2 separate regions of the Homo sapiens genome follow, and region 2 is linked to region 1. A link is an interaction called in ENCODE POLR2A ChIA-PET data of the cell type or tissue named here. Cell type or tissue: PC-3. All regions are shown on one strand. Region 1 holds the start of EPOR (erythropoietin receptor). Region 2 overlaps KANK2 (KN motif and ankyrin repeat domains 2).

Region 1 (8,000 bases):
GATCTCAGCTCACTGCAACCTCTGCCTTCTGGTTTCAAGCAATTCTCCTGCCTCAGCCTCCTGAGTAGCTGGGATTACAGGCACCCACCACCACGCTCGAATATATATATATATTTTTTGAGACGGAGTCCCGCTCTGTCACCAGGCTGGAGTGCAGTGGCACAATATCGGCTCACTGAAACCTCCGGCTCCTGGGTTCAAGCGATTCTCCTGCAGCCTCCCAAGTAGCTGGGATTACAGGCATGCAGCACCACGCCCATCTAATTTTTGTATTTTTGGTAGAGATGGGGTTTTACCATGTTGGCCAGGATGGTCTTGATCTCTTGACCTCGTGATCTGCCCACCTCGGCCTCCCAAAGTGCTGGGATTACAGGCGTGAGCCACCGCGCCCGGCCTACGCCTGGCTAATTTTTGTATTTTTAGTAGAGACGTGGTTTCGCCATGTTGCCCAGGCTGGTCTCGAACTCCTGACCTCATGATCCGCCTGTCTCGGCCTCCCAAAGTGTTGGGATTACAGGTATGAGCCACCGCGCCCAGCCAATTATTATTATTTTTTGAGATGCAGTCTCACTCTGTTGCCCAGGCTGGAGTTGCAGTGGCATGATCTTGGCTCACTGCAATCTTCATCTCCCAGACTGAAGCAGTTCTCATGCCTCAGCCTCCTGAGTAGCTGGGATTACAGGCACACGCCACCACACCTGGCTAATTTTTGTATTTTTAGTAGAGATGGGATTTCACCATGTTGGCCAGGCTGGTCTCAAACTCCTGACCTCAAGTGATTTGCCCACGTCGGCCTCCCAAAGTGCTGGGATTATAGGCGTGAGCCACCGGGCCCAGCCCAAGAGAATAAAAATGTGGGTGGTAAAAATTTTTTTCCCAAAAATTCGTAAATGAAAATCTCACATATTATGCATACTGCCCAGGAGCATGGCCTAGCACTGTGCAAACACTCAACTGCTGGTCGTTGCAAGGATTATTATTGGCCGGCTTCAGTGGCTCGTGCTGGTATTCCCAGCACATTGGGAGATGGAGGCTGGAGGATTGCTTAAGTCCGGGATTTCAAGACCAGCCTGGACAACATAGTGGGATCCCATCTCTACAAAGAATTTTAAAAATTAGCCAGGTGCAGTGGGAAGATTGCTTCAGTCCAGAGGCTGCAGTGAGCTATGATTGTGCCACTGCACTCCAGCCTGGGTGACAGAGCAACACCCTGAGACAGAGAGAGAGAGGGGGAAGGAGGGAAGGAGGGAAGGAAGGAAGGAAGGAAGGAAGGAAGGAAGGAAGGAAGGAAGGAAGGAAAGGAGAGAGAGAGAGAGAGAGAGAGAGAGAGAGAGAGAAAATAATTTTTATTTATTTCCAGGCTGGGAAGAGATGCTGATTTCTGCGATAAAATCAGTAGGTACATTTTTTGGAATGTTCGCTATGTGCCAGGCTAGATTTTACAGATGAGAAGTCTGAAGCTCAGGTAAGGTAAGTCACCTGTCCAGGGCCACAAAGAAAAAAAAAACGTGTGTCTGAAGCCAGAACGGGAGCTGTTGCGGCCCAACTCCCTCCCCTGCCCCCAAGCGGCCTCTGGGCTCGGGAAGGGCCCCTGCCTCCTCCCGCCAGGCACTTATCTCTACCCAGGCTGAGTGCTGGCCCCGCCCCCTCGGGGATCTGCCACTTAGAGGCGCCTGGTCGGGAAGGGCCTGGTCAGCTGCGTCCGGCGGAGGCAGCTGCTGACCCAGCTGTGGACTGTGCCGGGGGCGGGGGACGGAGGGGCAGGAGCCCTGGGCTCCCCGTGGCGGGGGCTGTATCATGGACCACCTCGGGGCGTCCCTCTGGCCCCAGGTCGGCTCCCTTTGTCTCCTGCTCGCTGGGGCCGCCTGGGCGCCCCCGCCTAACCTCCCGGACCCCAAGTTCGAGAGCAAAGGTAAGGATGAGCTGCGTGTGGACCCCTACGCTGGAGCCTGCAGGACCATGCTGGGGCCTGAACTCCCAGCCTAGGTCCTGGGGGCCATGCCTGTTTCTGGACTTCCTGACCGGGTCCTGGGGGCCAAGCTGGCATCTGAACCCTTAGACTGGGTCCTGGATGGGTGGGGGGCGGGGTGGGGTATGTTAGGATCCAAGACTCCTGATCGCGTCCCGGGCAAGAGCTAGAGTGGGCTTAACATTCCCGTTTTACCTTTTCAGGGAGTCTGGGACATGCTAAATCCTAAGGGGGCTGACTTGGTGCTAAGGTCCCTGGGGGGTGGGGACCAAGCCGACCCTCCCTAGGGGAGGGAGGGTAAAGCCCGGGTCCGAGTTAGAGGGGCCAAGCCACAGGCTACTGTAAACACGGTTTGTGTGAGGGCGCCAGATCACTTGCCCGGCCCGGTGGAGGGAGGGAGGCGGGGGGCACGGTTGGCGCTATCGGTTGGCGGGGAGCCTGCCGGGGCCGATAGGGGGCCCGCCTCTCCGCACACACCCCCAGCCGCGCGCGTGTCCTAGGCTGGGGCGGGGCTGGCAGTCCCGAGCTCGAGGTCTTGAACGCCGCGCCCAGCTCAGCTGGCCGCTGGGTGGGCAGGTGTGCGCCAGTGGTGACGGCGGGGGACAGTAAGGCGAGAAACTTGCCCCTGGGAATTAGGGGGGCACCACCTCTGCGGACCCCTCCAAGGGACCCGCTTGGGAAGATGGCAGGGCGGGGCTTTTTTCTTATCGGGTCCGCCCAGGCTGCGGGAGGGAAGAGGAGGGGGCTGTCTCCCGAGGATAGAGCTCAGACCCCCATGCCCTTCCTTTGTCGCCCCTCCCCAGCGGCCTTGCTGGCGGCCCGGGGGCCCGAAGAGCTTCTGTGCTTCACCGAGCGGTTGGAGGACTTGGTGTGTTTCTGGGAGGAAGCGGCGAGCGCTGGGGTGGGCCCGGGCAACTACAGCTTCTCCTACCAGCTCGAGTGAGTCCGATCCGGCGGGTGCCTCCAAGGGCGGAGGGAGGGGGTGGGGCAGAGCTCCCTGGAGGTCGTAGCCTCGTATGTCCCCTGCTGTTTGAGGCCCGACGGCGCCTCCAGTCGTGGTCACTGGAGGGAAACCTGCGGGTCCAGGGCTGGCACGCCCTCTATGGGCCGGGGCGCGAACACTCCCGCGATCACCGCTGGAACGCGACCCCAAACATCAGGCTGGGATAACAACGCCTCCAAATCGAGGGTAAGGCGTTACTACGTCGGGGCTGGGACGCCTTCTCGAGGTAGTATCCAAAAGGAGGCCAGCAGTGGCTCATGCCTGTAATCCCAACTCTTTGGAAGGTCGAGGCGGAAGAACCGCTTGAGCCCAGGAGTTCAAGACCAGCCTGGGCAACACAGCGAGATCCCCGTCTCTTAAAAAAAAATTAGACTGGGCGCGGTGGCTCACGCCTGTAATCCCAGCACTTTGGGAGGCTGAGGCGGGCGGATCACCTGAGGTCGGGAGTTTGAGACCAGCCTGGCCAACATGGAGAAACTCTATCTCTACTAAAAATACAAAATTAGCCGGGCGTGGTGGCGCATGCCTGTGATCCCAGCTACTCGGGAGGCTGAGGCAGGAGAATCGCTTGAACCCGGGAGGCGGAGGTTGCGGTGAGCCGAGGTAGCGCCATTGCACTCCAGCCTGGGCAACAAGAGCGAAACTCCGTCTCAAAAAAAAAAAAAAAAAAAGCCAGGCGTGGCGCGTGCCTGTGGTCTCAACTACTTGGGAAGCTGAGGTGGGAGGATCCCTTAAGCCCCAGAATTTGAGGCTGCAGTGAGCCATGATCGCGCCACTGCACTCCAGCCTGGGCGACGAAGGAACACCTTGTCACACACACACACAAGGCTAGACCTTGTGTCACACATACACACTGCCCCCCACAGGCCGGGCAATGCCAACTCCCCGGTCCCCCCTCCCAACCTGCTCCCTTCCCTGGGCGCATAGGGATGAGCCATGGAAGCTGTGTCGCCTGCACCAGGCTCCCACGGCTCGTGGTGCGGTGCGCTTCTGGTGTTCGCTGCCTACAGCCGACACGTCGAGCTTCGTGCCCCTAGAGTTGCGCGTCACAGCAGCCTCCGGCGCTCCGCGATATCACCGTGTCATCCACATCAATGAAGTAGGTAAGTGCTCTGGGAATGGAGGAGTGGTCGGAGGAGAGGGTCTCAGTCCTCGCCCACCTGACCAACCCCCATGCCTGCAGTGCTCCTAGACGCCCCCGTGGGGCTGGTGGCGCGGTTGGCTGACGAGAGCGGCCACGTAGTGTTGCGCTGGCTCCCGCCGCCTGAGACACCCATGACGTCTCACATCCGCTACGAGGTGGACGTCTCGGCCGGCAACGGCGCAGGGAGCGTACAGAGGGTGAGGCCAGCCCCTACGGCCCAGCCCCCAAAGCTCCACTGACTACGGCCCAGCCACGCCTCTCGAGGTCGCGCCCGGTGCCGCTTTCAGGGCCGGTCCGTAACATCCCACATCCCATTACCCTGGTGCTGAAGACCGTTCCACGCCCACAGACACACCCCCTTTCCTAATGTCCTCGCAAGCCTGTTGAACCCCAACTTCTTCTCCCTCCGGCCCGTAACCCTAGACCCCTTTAGCGCCCGGGTCCCTCTACGAGTGCTAGCCCAGATATTAAATTGCCCGGGTCCCGCCCTTTCGTACCAGAGACTCTCTCTCTGATTGGCCCTGAGCTTTCTTGGGCTCCTCCCCCTACTCTTATTGGTCCCATTGCAATTCTAGGGCACCGTTTTCCTTTCCCCTGATTGGCTCAGTTCCACCAGGGCCCGCCCCCACGTCATCTATTTTTGTCTGCTACGCGTCCCTCGCCCTGATTCCGCCCCCAGGTGGAGATCCTGGAGGGCCGCACCGAGTGTGTGCTGAGCAACCTGCGGGGCCGGACGCGCTACACCTTCGCCGTCCGCGCGCGTATGGCTGAGCCGAGCTTCGGCGGCTTCTGGAGCGCCTGGTCGGAGCCTGTGTCGCTGCTGACGCCTAGCGGTGAGGCCCCAGGCGGGGGTGTAGGAGGAGCCAGGGCGAATCACGGGGCAAGCCCACCGCCCTGACCTCCTCCCCGCCTCTTAGACCTGGACCCCCTCATCCTGACGCTCTCCCTCATCCTCGTGGTCATCCTGGTGCTGCTGACCGTGCTCGCGCTGCTCTCCCACCGCCGGTGAGCTCCCCATTTGGGCGCTGGGCCCAGACTCCTCCCCGCCAACGGTCCTCTTTCACTATGGAAACCTAGGCTCAGAGAGAGACACGCACTTGCCCAAGGTCACGCAGTAAGGATTCACATCAGTGGCAGGGCTGGGATGCATGCCAGACTAGACCCAGACTCTTCGTTAACATTTTCTGCTCTTGGGGACTTTCACCTGATTTTCCTTCTACATCAGGGGCTGCCATTTCTTGGGTCCCTTTGTTAGTTCCTTTCCCCAGTGTCATCACCTTTGTAAAATCAACTAGATGGATTTAGTGAAAGAATTTAAGACCCTGAATGCCTCCGCACCCCTGCGGTCAAGCTTCTCAGACACTATGATCAGACTAGCCGTTCTGAGGTATTTGTAATTCCAAGCACACACTAGGTGGTTTCACACCCCCAAGCTTTTGCCCATGCTGTTCCCTCTGCCTGGAATGCCCTTCCTGCCTTGTCTGCTAAGCAATCTTCTAGTCGTCTTTCATGGCCCTGTTCATTTACTTGGTTGGAAAATACAAACAGAGTGCCAAACATGTGCCAGGCACTGGAGAGAGAATGGAGAACAAGCTAGACCCTGACCACAAGTCCCTGACCTTGTGGATCTCAAGTCAACAAACAAGGGACCCAAGAAATATTTGATGACAAATTGTAATGAGTGATATCACAGAAACAAACAGAATGTGGTGACATGACAGGATGGTCAGGGAAGGCCTCCAGGAGGAGGTGACATCAGAGTGGAAACCTGAAGATTGGAAGGAAGCAGCCGCTTGAAAAGTGGGGAGAAGAAACAGCAAGTGCAAAGGCCCTGAGGTGGGAATGAGATTGGAACGTTCAGCCAGCTTCAAGAATTGCCACATGGCATGGCCTGGCATGGTGGCTCACGCCTGTAATCCCAGCACTTTGGGATGCCGAGGCAGGCAGATCACCTGAGGTTGGGAGTTCGCGACCAGCCTGACCAACATGGAGAAACCCCACCTCTACTAAAAATACAAAACTAGCCAAGCGTGGTGGCACATGCCTGTAATCCCCGCTACTCGGGAGGCTGAGGCAGGAGAATCACTTGAACCTGGGAGGTGGAGGTTGCGGGTGAGCCGAGATCGTGCCATCGCATTCCAGCCTGGGCAATAAGAGTGAAACTCCGTCTCAAAAAAAAAAAAAAAATTGCCACATGGCTAGAGTGGTATGTAAGGGGGTGTGGCAGATATTGAGATGAGGGAGGTGACAGGGGTCATATAACGCAGGGCCTTCTGCAGGGTGGTGGGGAGGAGTTTGGAATTTTTTTTTTTTTTGAGACAGAGTCACTCTTGTCGCCCAAGCTGTAGTGCAGTGCAGCAGTCTTGGCTCACTGCAATCTCTGCCTCCCAGGTTCAAGTGATTCTCCTGCCTCAACCGCCTGAGTAGCTGAGATTACAGGCGTGCATGCCCGGCTAATTTTGTAGTTTTAGTAGAGACGGGGTTCCACCATGTTGGCCAGGCTGGTCTCAAACTCCTGACCTCAGGTGATCTGCTCACATCAGCCTCTCAAAGTGCTGGGATTATAGGCATGAGCCACCGTGCCTGGCTTGGATTTTATCCTAAATGCCTTCTCTCATTACCCCAGAAGGTAACATAATATTTATCTATGAAGTGACATCATGGACCTCCTGGAAAAATCTGGGCCAGGGTTTTGGGTTTTTTAATTTATTTTATTTTATTTTTTTTAGAGATGGGGGTCTCACTATGTTTCCTAGGCTGGTCTTGAACTCCTGGGTTCAAATGATCCTCCCACCTCAGCCTCCCAAAGTACTGGGATTATAGTGCTGGTGTAAACCACTGCACCTGGCCATGGCCAGGATTAAAGGGAGAATGACCAAGGTATATTGAACTCCTATGCACCCTTCAATACCCTGTTCCATTTACCCTTTTGTAGGGCCTTGCTGATGCTTCAGCCAAAACCCCTGTCCCCTGGCCCTGATGTACTCCTCTGCCTCCATTGTGATCACAGGGACCAAGTGTATCTGTGCCTCTATGACTGGGAGTGGAGGGGGAATTGGTGAGTATTCAATGAGTCATATCTATGTAACTATTTATATTGGCTTCAACAGGGCTCTGAAGCAGAAGATCTGGCCTGGCATCCCGAGCCCAGAGAGCGAGTTTGAAGGCCTCTTCACCACCCACAAGGGTAACTTCCAGGTAGGTGGCCTGGTTGTCCCCTCAGTGCCTGGGCTTCCCTGCTTCTTGCAGCCAAACTGCAGGCCTCTCTGAGCAGGTTGGTGCTATTTCTTCAGCTGTGGCTGTACCAGAATGATGGCTGCCTGTGGTGGAGCCCCTGCACCCCCTTCACGGAGGACCCACCTGCTTCCCTGGAAGTCCTCTCAGAGCGCTGCTGGGGGACGATGCAGGCAGTGGAGCCGGGGACAGATGATGAGGGCCCCCTGCTGGAGCCAGTGGGCAGTGAGCATGCCCAGGATACCTATCTGGTGCTGGACAAATGGTTGCTGCCCCGGAACCCGCCCAGTGAGGACCTCCCAGGGCCTGGTGGCAGTGTGGACATAGTGGCCATGGATGAAGGCTCAGAAGCATCCTCCTGCTCATCTGCTTTGGCCTCGAAGCCCAGCCCAGAGGGAGCCTCTGCTGCCAGCTTTGAGTACACTATCCTGGACCCCAGCTCCCAGCTCTTGCGTCCATGGACACTGTGCCCTGAGCTGCCCCCTACCCCACCCCACCTAAAGTACCTGTACCTTGTGGTATCTGACTCTGGCATCTCAACTGACTACAGCTCAGGGGACTCCCAGGGAGCCCAAGGGGGCTTATCCGATGGCCCCTACTCCAACCCTTATGAGAACAGCCTTATCCCAGCCGCTGAGCCTCTGCCCCCC
Region 2 (8,000 bases), 210 kb after region 1:
CGATCCCTGGTCTGAGGGTTCACACCATGTCTCTTAGGTGTCTGCAAGGTGGACAAACAGAACCGTGCTGGCTACAGCCCTATTATGCTCACCGCCCTGGCCACCCTGAAGACCCAGGACGACATCGAGACTGTCCTTCAGCTCTTCCGGCTTGGCAACATCAATGCCAAAGCCAGCCAGGTATGGGGACCCCGGCTGCTGCAGATCCAGGTGGCTCTTCCTACTTTATGACATCCCAGCTGAGTGACAGGCCCAAACCCAGGTGGTCTAACTCCAGAGCCCTGCTCTTCATGGCCAGGCTGTCTCTGACACAGGACCTTCTTGTGGAAACTAGAAGGAGTAGAGGATATGAGGGTCCTTACCTTTCTTAATATGACCCCATCCCACATCCTGCTGGACAGTTCATTGAGCAGCAGCTGGGTTCCCTGGGCCGAAAACTGGGGACTGAAATGGCGAACAAGCAGGCATGGTCTCCTGAAGCTCACTAGCCCGTTCTTCAAGCCATAAGCATTTTAGGGAGCACCGGGACTCAAGCCAGTTTGGACTCAGGGCTGCAGGAAACCGCCAGGGGAATTTAGGCAGGGAAGTGGCGTGGCCTGATTCCTGGTTTGAGCGCTCCCTTCAGCTGTGTGTTGGGAAGCAGAAACAGGCACTGTGGAGGTGACTGGGGCTTATGAACAGGTGTCTGGGCAAAAGAGCAGGGAAGCCAGGACCCACTGAGGACAGTGAGGAGGAGAGGGATCGTCAACAGTCTGAAGACAGCAAAGGAACAAAATGGAGCTGTGACGGGGCATAACAGGCATGATCCTGCCTTATCTTTATTGATTTAATTTTGTTTTAATTTCCAAGAAATTTTTTTAGTGGCTTCATTTTCAAAAAATTAAGGCCAGGCGCCATGGCTCATGCCTATAATCCCAGCACTGTGGGAGGCTGAGGTGGGTGGATCACCTGAGGTCAGAAGTTCAAGACCAGCCTGACCAACATGGTGAAACCCTGCCTTTACTAAAAAATTAAAAAATTAGCTGGGCGTGGTGGCACGTGCCTATAATCCCAGCCACTCGGGAGGCTGAGGCAGGAGAATCGCTTGAACCTGGGAGGTGGAAGTTGCAGTGAGCTGAGATCGCACCACTGTCCTCCAGCCTGGGCTACAGAGTGAGACTCTGTCTCAAAAAAAAAAAAAAAAAATTAGCCGGGTGCGGTGGCTCATGCCTGTAATCCCAGCACTTTGGGAGGCCAAAGTGGGCAGATCACGAGGTCAGTAGTTTGAGACCAGCCTAATCAACATGGTGAAACCCCATCTCTACTAAAAAAAATATATAAAAATTAGCTGGGCATGGTGGCATGTGCCTGTAATCCCAGCTACTCAAGGCAGGAGAATCGCTTGAACCCAGGAGGCGGAGGTTGCAGTGAGCCGAGATCGCACCACTGCACTCCAGCCTGGGTGACAGAGTGAGACTCCATCTCAAAAAAAAAAAAATTAAGGTGAGGCTCACCAAGGTGGCTCATGCCTGTAACCCCAGCACTTTGAGAGAACAAAGCGGGATAAATTGCTTGAGGTCAGGAGTTCCAGACCAGCCTGGGGAACCTAGAGACACCCCCCCACCCCCACCTCCTCTCTATTAAAAAAAAAAAGAAGGTGAAATTCACAAAACATAAGATTAACTCCTTTATTTCTAACTTTTTATTTTATTTTATCTCTATTTTTTATTTTTTTGAGACAGGGTCTCACTGTGTCACCCAGGCTGGAGTGCAGTGGTGCAATCACAGCTGACTGCAGCCTTGACCTCCCATGCTCAAACAGTCCTCCAACCTCAGGCCACCAAGTAGCTGGGACTGCAAGCGTGCGGCACCATGCCCGGCTAATTTTTTTTTAGAGTTGGGGTTTTGCCAAGTTGTCCAGGCTGTATTTTATTAATTTTATTTTTTACTAGAGACATGGTCTCGCTATGTTGCCCAGACTGATCTCTAACTCCTGGGGTCAAGCAGTCCTCCCACCTCGGCCTCCCAAAGTGCCAGGATTACAGGCGTAAGCCACAGTGCCCAGAATTAACCCTTTTAGGCTGGGCACGATGGCTCACGCCTGTAAACCTAGGCGGGCGGATCACGAGGTGAAGAGATTGAGACCATCCTGGCCAACATGGTGAAACTCTGTCTCTACTAAAAATACAAAAATTAGCTGGGCGTAGTGGCACACGCCTGTAATCTCAGCTACTCAGGAGGCTGAGGCAGGAGAGTTGCTTGGACCCAGGAGGTGGAGGTTGCAGTGAGCCGAGATTGCGCCACTGCACTCCAGCCTGGTGACAGAGCGAGACGCCATCTCCAAAAAAAAATAATTAACCCTTTTAAAGGAACAATTAGCCTGGGCAACATGGCAAAACCCTATCTATACAAAAGATACAAAAATTAGCCAGGCATTGTGGCGCATGCCTGTAGTCTCAGCTACTCGGGAGGCTGAGGTGGGAGGATCACCTGAGCCTGGGGAGGTTGAGGCTGCAGTGAGCTGCGATCGTGCCACTGCACGCCAACCTGGGCAACAGAGCAAGACCCTGTCTCTAAAATAAAGCAAAACAAAACCAAAAGCACTACTGGCATGAAATACATTCACCCTGTTGTGCAACCAACACCTCCGTCTAGTTCCAGAACGTTCTCTTCACCCCCAAAGGAAACCTGTATCCATCATTTCCTCCGCCCCCGCTTCTCCCAGCCTCTGGCAACCACTCATCCGCTTTCTGTCTCTGTGGATTTATTACTCCCCTGGTGACGGGAGGGTTGTTTGAGATTCAGGAGGAGATCAGCAAGTTGAGGGTACATTTCACCATCAGAGTATGTGGGAGCTACAGCAGGTTCTAGACCAGGGGGTGTCCTGCCCTGGGGCCTGCATGAACCATAATCCTGTTCCTTGCCCTCCCCAGGCAGGACAGACGGCCCTGATGCTGGCCGTCAGCCACGGGCGGGTGGACGTTGTCAAAGCCCTGCTGGCCTGTGAGGCAGATGTCAACGTGCAAGATGATGACGGCTCCACGGCCCTCATGTGCGCCTGTGAGCACGGCCACAAGGAGATCGCGGGGCTGCTGCTGGCCGTGCCCAGCTGTGACATCTCACTCACAGATCGCGTGAGTCTCCAACCAGGTGCACCCCGGGGAGGGCGGGAGCACAGCATGGGGACGTCATTCATAGCACCGGATACTTTGCAGGATGGGAGCACAGCTCTGATGGTGGCCTTGGACGCAGGGCAGAGTGAGATTGCGTCCATGCTGTATTCCCGCATGAACATCAAGTGCTCGGTGAGTCTCAATCCGGCCGGGTAGGCACGGGATGGGTGGGTCTCTGAAAGGACAGAGATTTGTTGTTTTTGTTTTTGAGGCAGAGTCTCACTCTGTCGCCCAGGGTGGAGTGCGGTGGCACGATCTGGGCTCATTGCAACCTCCGCCTCCCGGCTTCAAGCCATTCTGCTGCCTCAGCCTCCTGAGTAGCTGGGATAACAGGTGTGCACCACCACACCCGGCTAATTTTTGTATTTTTAGTAGAGACGGGGTTTCACCATGATGGTCAGGCTGGTCTCAAACTCCTGACCTCGTGATCCACCTGCCTTAGCCTCCCAAAGTGCTGGGATTACAGGTATGAGCCACCATGCCTGGTCTTGTTTTTGTTTTCAGACTGGGTCTTACTCTGTCACCAAGGCTGGAGTGCAGTGGCACAATTAAAGCTCACTGCAAACTCCACTTCCTGGGCTCAAGTGATCCTTTCACCTCAGCCTCCTGAGTAGTTGGGACTACAGGCGCACGTCACCACACCTGGCTGAGTTTTTTTTGTTTTGTTTTTTGAGACAAAGTCTTGTTCTATCACCCAGGCTGGAGTACAGTGGCACAATCTTGGCTCACTGTAACCTGTATCTCCCAGGTTCGAGCAATTCTCCTGCCTCAGTCTCCAAAGTAGCTGGGATTACAGGTGCACACCACCATGCCCGGCTAATTTTTGTATTTTTAGTAGAGATGGGATTTCACTGTGTTGGCCAGGCTGGTCTTGAACTCCTGAGCTCAAGTGATCTGCCCGCCTCTGCCTCCCAAAGTGCTGGGATTACAGGCGTGAGCCACTGCACCCGGACATTTTTTAACATCTTTTGTAGAGACTGGGTCTCACTATGTTGCCCAGGCTGGTCTTGAATACCTGAGCTTAAGCCATGCTTCCTCTTCTGCCTCTGAAAGCGCTGGGATTACAGGGGTCAGCCACTGTGCCTGGCCAGAGGAGACGGATGTTTATGAAGAGCTGATTGTGCATGGGGTTCACGCTAAGGATAAAGTCAGAATATGGTCAGCTGCTTGCTGAACCTTCATAGTGCCCCAGTGAGGAAATTAGTCACAGAGAGGCTGCATGGTCATGGTTGGCATAACAGTATTCACGCCTGGGTCTGTCTGGTTCCAAATGCGTGTCTTAGTCACCATTCACTCATTTGAAAAATATTTATTGAGCGCCTGCTGCATGTTAGGCCCAGTTCTAGGTAGTCCCCAGTGGTCACAGCACTGATCAAAACAGAAAACAGTATCCACCCTTATGGAGTGAGCATTCTGGTAAGAGACACAATCAGGCTGGGCGCGGTGGCTCACGTCTGTAATCCCAGCACCTTGTGGGGCCGAGATGGAAGGATTGCTTGAACCCAAGAGTTCGAGACCAGCCTGGGCAACATAGGGAGATCCTGTCTCCCCCAAAAATACAGGTGCATGCCTGTACTCCCAGCTACTCGGGAGGCTGAGGCAGGAGGATCACCTGAACCCAGGAATTTGAGGCTGCAGTGAGCCATGGTTGCATCACTACATGGTGACAGAGTGCCGCCTTGTCTGGGAAAAAAAAAAAGAAAGAGGCCAGGCGTGGTGGCTCATGCCTGTAATCCCAGCACTTTGGGAGGCCAAGGTGGGCGGATGATTTGAGATAAGGGGTTCAAGACCAGGCTGGCCAACATGGTGAAACTCCATCTGTACTAAAAAAACAAAATATTAGCCGGGTGTGGTGGCGCATGCCTTTAATCTCAGCTATTCTGGAGGCTTAGGCGGGAGAATCACTTGAACCCAGGAGGTGGAGGTTGCAGTGAGCCAGAGATCATGACATTGGGCAACAAGAGCAAAACTCTGTCTCAAAGAAAAAAAAAAAAAAAAAAAAACAAGGACGTGGGATGGCGAGTGATGGGGAAGCTATTGGAGTCCCTCAGAGAAGAGATGACATTTGAGTCAACACCTGGAGAAGTTAGGGAGTGAATCACATGGTCTTCCGGGCAGCAGGAACAAGCAGTGCAAAGGCCCTGAGGCAGGGGTGTGTCTGACGTGTTTAAGGAGCATTCAGGCCAGACTCACTGGTTCACGCCTGTAATCCCAGCACTTTGGGATGCCATGGCGGGCAGATCACCTGAGGTCAGGAGTTCGAGACCAGCCTGGCCAACATGGTGAAGCCCTGTCTCTACTAAAAATACAAAAATTAGCTGGGTGTGGTGGTGGGCACCTGTAATCCCAGATACTCGGGAGGCTGAGGCATGAGAATTGCTTGAACCTGGGAGGCAGAGGTTGCAGTGAGCTGAGATCGCGCCACTGCACTCCAGCCTGGGTGACAGAGTGAGATTCCGCCTCAAAAAAAAAAAAAAATTAGCTGGGCCTGGTGGTGCATGCCTATAGTCCCAGCTACTCGGGAGGCTAAGGCAGGAGGATTGCTTGAGCCCAGATAGTCAAGGCTACTGTGAGCTATGATTGGACCACTATACTCCAGCCTGGCAACAGAGCAAGACCCTGTCTTTAAGCAAAAAAAAATCTAGGCCGGGCACGGTGGCTCACGCCTGTAATCTCAACACTTTGGGAGGCCAAGATGGGCGGATCACCTGAGGTCAGGAGTTTGAGACCAGACTGACCAACATGGAGAAACCCCATCTCTACTAAAAACGCAAAATTAGCCGGGCGTGGTGGCGCCTGCCTGTAATCCCAGCTACTAAGGAGGCTGAGGCAGGAGAATCACTTGAACCCAGGAGGCAGAGGTTGCAGTGAGCTGAGATCATGCCATTGCACTCCAGCCTAGGCAACAAGAGTGAAACTCTGTCTCAAAAAAAAGAAAAGAAAAAGCCAGGGTCCTCTCCAAAGCCCACCAGGCCCTGCACAACCACCCTCACCTTCCCCACTACTGTTTCTCTCCCCCTCTAGCCACACTGGCCTTATTGCCACACCCCTCTGCACTTATCCCAGGGCCTTTGCACGTGCTGTTTCCGCTGCCTGGAATGCTCTTCCCTGCTCGCTGGCTCCTTGATGCCGTTCACAGTCAGCTGAGAACTCACCCTCCCTGACCAGCCACTGTCCACCCTCATTCCTTTGCATCCCTCACCCCCGGTGAACATCCTCAACCACAGTCATGAGTTTGCTTCTTCAAGGCGGTGCCCCCAGATCGCCACCTCCTTGGGGCCAGGGGCCACGCCTCCCTCCTGCTTACCCATCATATCTACCAGGCCAGCCACCACGTTGGCGCCTCGGGGGATTGGAAAGGATCCCAAACAAAAAGAATTCTGCTTCTCTGTTTCAGTTTGCCCCAATGTCAGATGACGAGAGCCCTACATCATCCTCGGCAGAAGAGTAGCCGTGAGGGAGGCGGGGACCAGCCAGACCGGGAGCAAACCGTCCCTTGTCCCCGTCTCCTCCCTGTTCCCGTTCCTCCCTGGCCCACCCCACTCACACTCCCCAAGGCCCACGGCTCAAAGGCAAGCGAGCTCTCCCTCTGCTTCCCTGGGGGAGCCCCGACGGCCACAGGACTCCAGCTCCAAGTGGGTTTTCTTGGCTCCCCTGTTCAAAGTGGCCACAGCGCAGACCGAAGCAAAATTCTTGTATACATTGGCGCCAGGGCTGATGCTGGGGTGTGGGTTTTATGAAGAACATTGAGAACAATCAGCTGGTAATTATGGATGGAGGAAGAGGGAGAGGAAAAAAATATTGTATTTTTGAATCATTGTTGCAGGAGGGGGTGGGAATCTTAGGATTTGTTGCCAGATTTGAAAGTCACTGGAACTTGCATATTTTCATTTTAATCCTAAGTGTTATTACGCACCAGTTGGGGTTCACCCTTCATCCCCCACATTTAATTGTCTGATATAGAATAGTGTTGTGTCCACTGCCCCGCTAGACGGCTTTCTTAGGGGAATTTTCTTCTGGTTGTTTCACAAGACAGATTCTGTCCTTGTCACCCGGGACAGAAAACTCAGTCTTTTCACCCTCATTCAGATGAAGGGACTCAGGACAGGCTCTGTGACTTACAGGGACCCAATCAATTCACAATGAGAAATTACCGGCCAGGCGTGGTGACTCACGTCTGTAATCCCAGCACTTTGGGAGGGCAAGGCAAGAGCTTGAGCTTGAGCCTAGACGTTAAAGACCAGCCTGGGCAACACAGCAAGACCCATCTCTACAAGAAATTTAAAAACTAGCCAGGCGTGGTGGTGCGCGCCTGTAGTCCCAGCTACTTGGGAGGCTGAGCCCTGGAGGTCGAGGCTACAGTGAGCTATGATCACACCATTGCACTTCAGCCTGGGCGACACAGCGAGACCCTGTCTCAAGAAAGAAAAGAAAAAGAGACAAATTACCCAGAAACCCCTCCCTTCCCCACATGGAGGCCTTGGCAAATGTTAATTTTCCTAGAAAATCCTTCAGACCTGAAGACGCAGGAAAAGAATCTGGCTCTCAGGGTGGCTTCTGCGTCCCCGCCGCCAGGCCCCAGACTATGGTCACAGGGCCGTCCTGTTCCTCCCCGGGACTCCAGAATTTCTCTCCTCAAAGGAAAGAAAACAGGGCATGCGCTTGTTGGCAAAACGCAGGGCCGGCTCCCAAAAACCCCATGTGTGTACGATTAAAAGTTGGCCGTCCCCAGGCCTCCCAGCGCAAACTTCAAGAGACAGGGCTTTGCTGAAAACCAAACATGGGCCAGCTGGGCTTTTTAACAACCTAGAGACTTTCCGGAGCTGCCTGGAACAGAGCCTGCGGGAA

What was found. ChIA-PET counts read pairs that join two places held together with the same protein. Peaks named below come from ENCODE experiments on the same cell type or tissue, not always from the same donor. Only the 100,000 strongest peaks of a DNase experiment are listed, where the experiment ranks them.
Region 2: POLR2A ChIA-PET joins it to region 1 with 28 read pairs; 2 of 35 experiments call an interaction of 5 or more read pairs at or near these places.

The regions. Positions count from the first base shown.
Region 1 is chr19:11,378,005-11,386,004 of GRCh38, reverse strand. EPOR (erythropoietin receptor) reads left to right here and starts at 1,691. Exons shown (of 8, transcript NM_000121.4): 1 at 1,691-1,912; 2 at 2,773-2,908; 3 at 3,900-4,075; 4 at 4,156-4,313; 5 at 4,796-4,949; 6 at 5,034-5,121; 7 at 7,227-7,314; 8 at 7,410-8,000. The coding sequence starts at 1,798. RefSeq lists a silencer at 2,392-2,451 and enhancers at 3,905-3,994, 4,005-4,064, 4,315-4,384, 4,051-4,588. In PC-3, CTCF peaks have their summits at 3,063, 3,870 (motif pointing left), 4,935, 7,546 (motif pointing left) and 1 weaker place; DNase peaks (open chromatin) are centred at 3,894, 4,284, 4,714, 7,184 and 1 weaker place; H3K4me3 peaks cover 5,020 bases; H3K27ac peaks cover 3,661 bases.
Region 2 is chr19:11,165,161-11,173,160 of GRCh38, reverse strand. KANK2 (KN motif and ankyrin repeat domains 2) reads left to right here. Exons shown (of 13, transcript NM_001136191.3): 10 at 38-180; 11 at 2,913-3,113; 12 at 3,195-3,284; 13 at 6,550-8,000. The coding sequence ends at 6,603. Among named protein-coding and RNA genes, the nearest start is that of SPC24, 13 kb to the right of the region's middle. RefSeq lists an enhancer at 6,415-6,915. In PC-3, no CTCF peak of the experiment used is centred here; DNase peaks (open chromatin) are centred at 4,410 and 5,240; H3K27ac peaks cover 1,702 bases.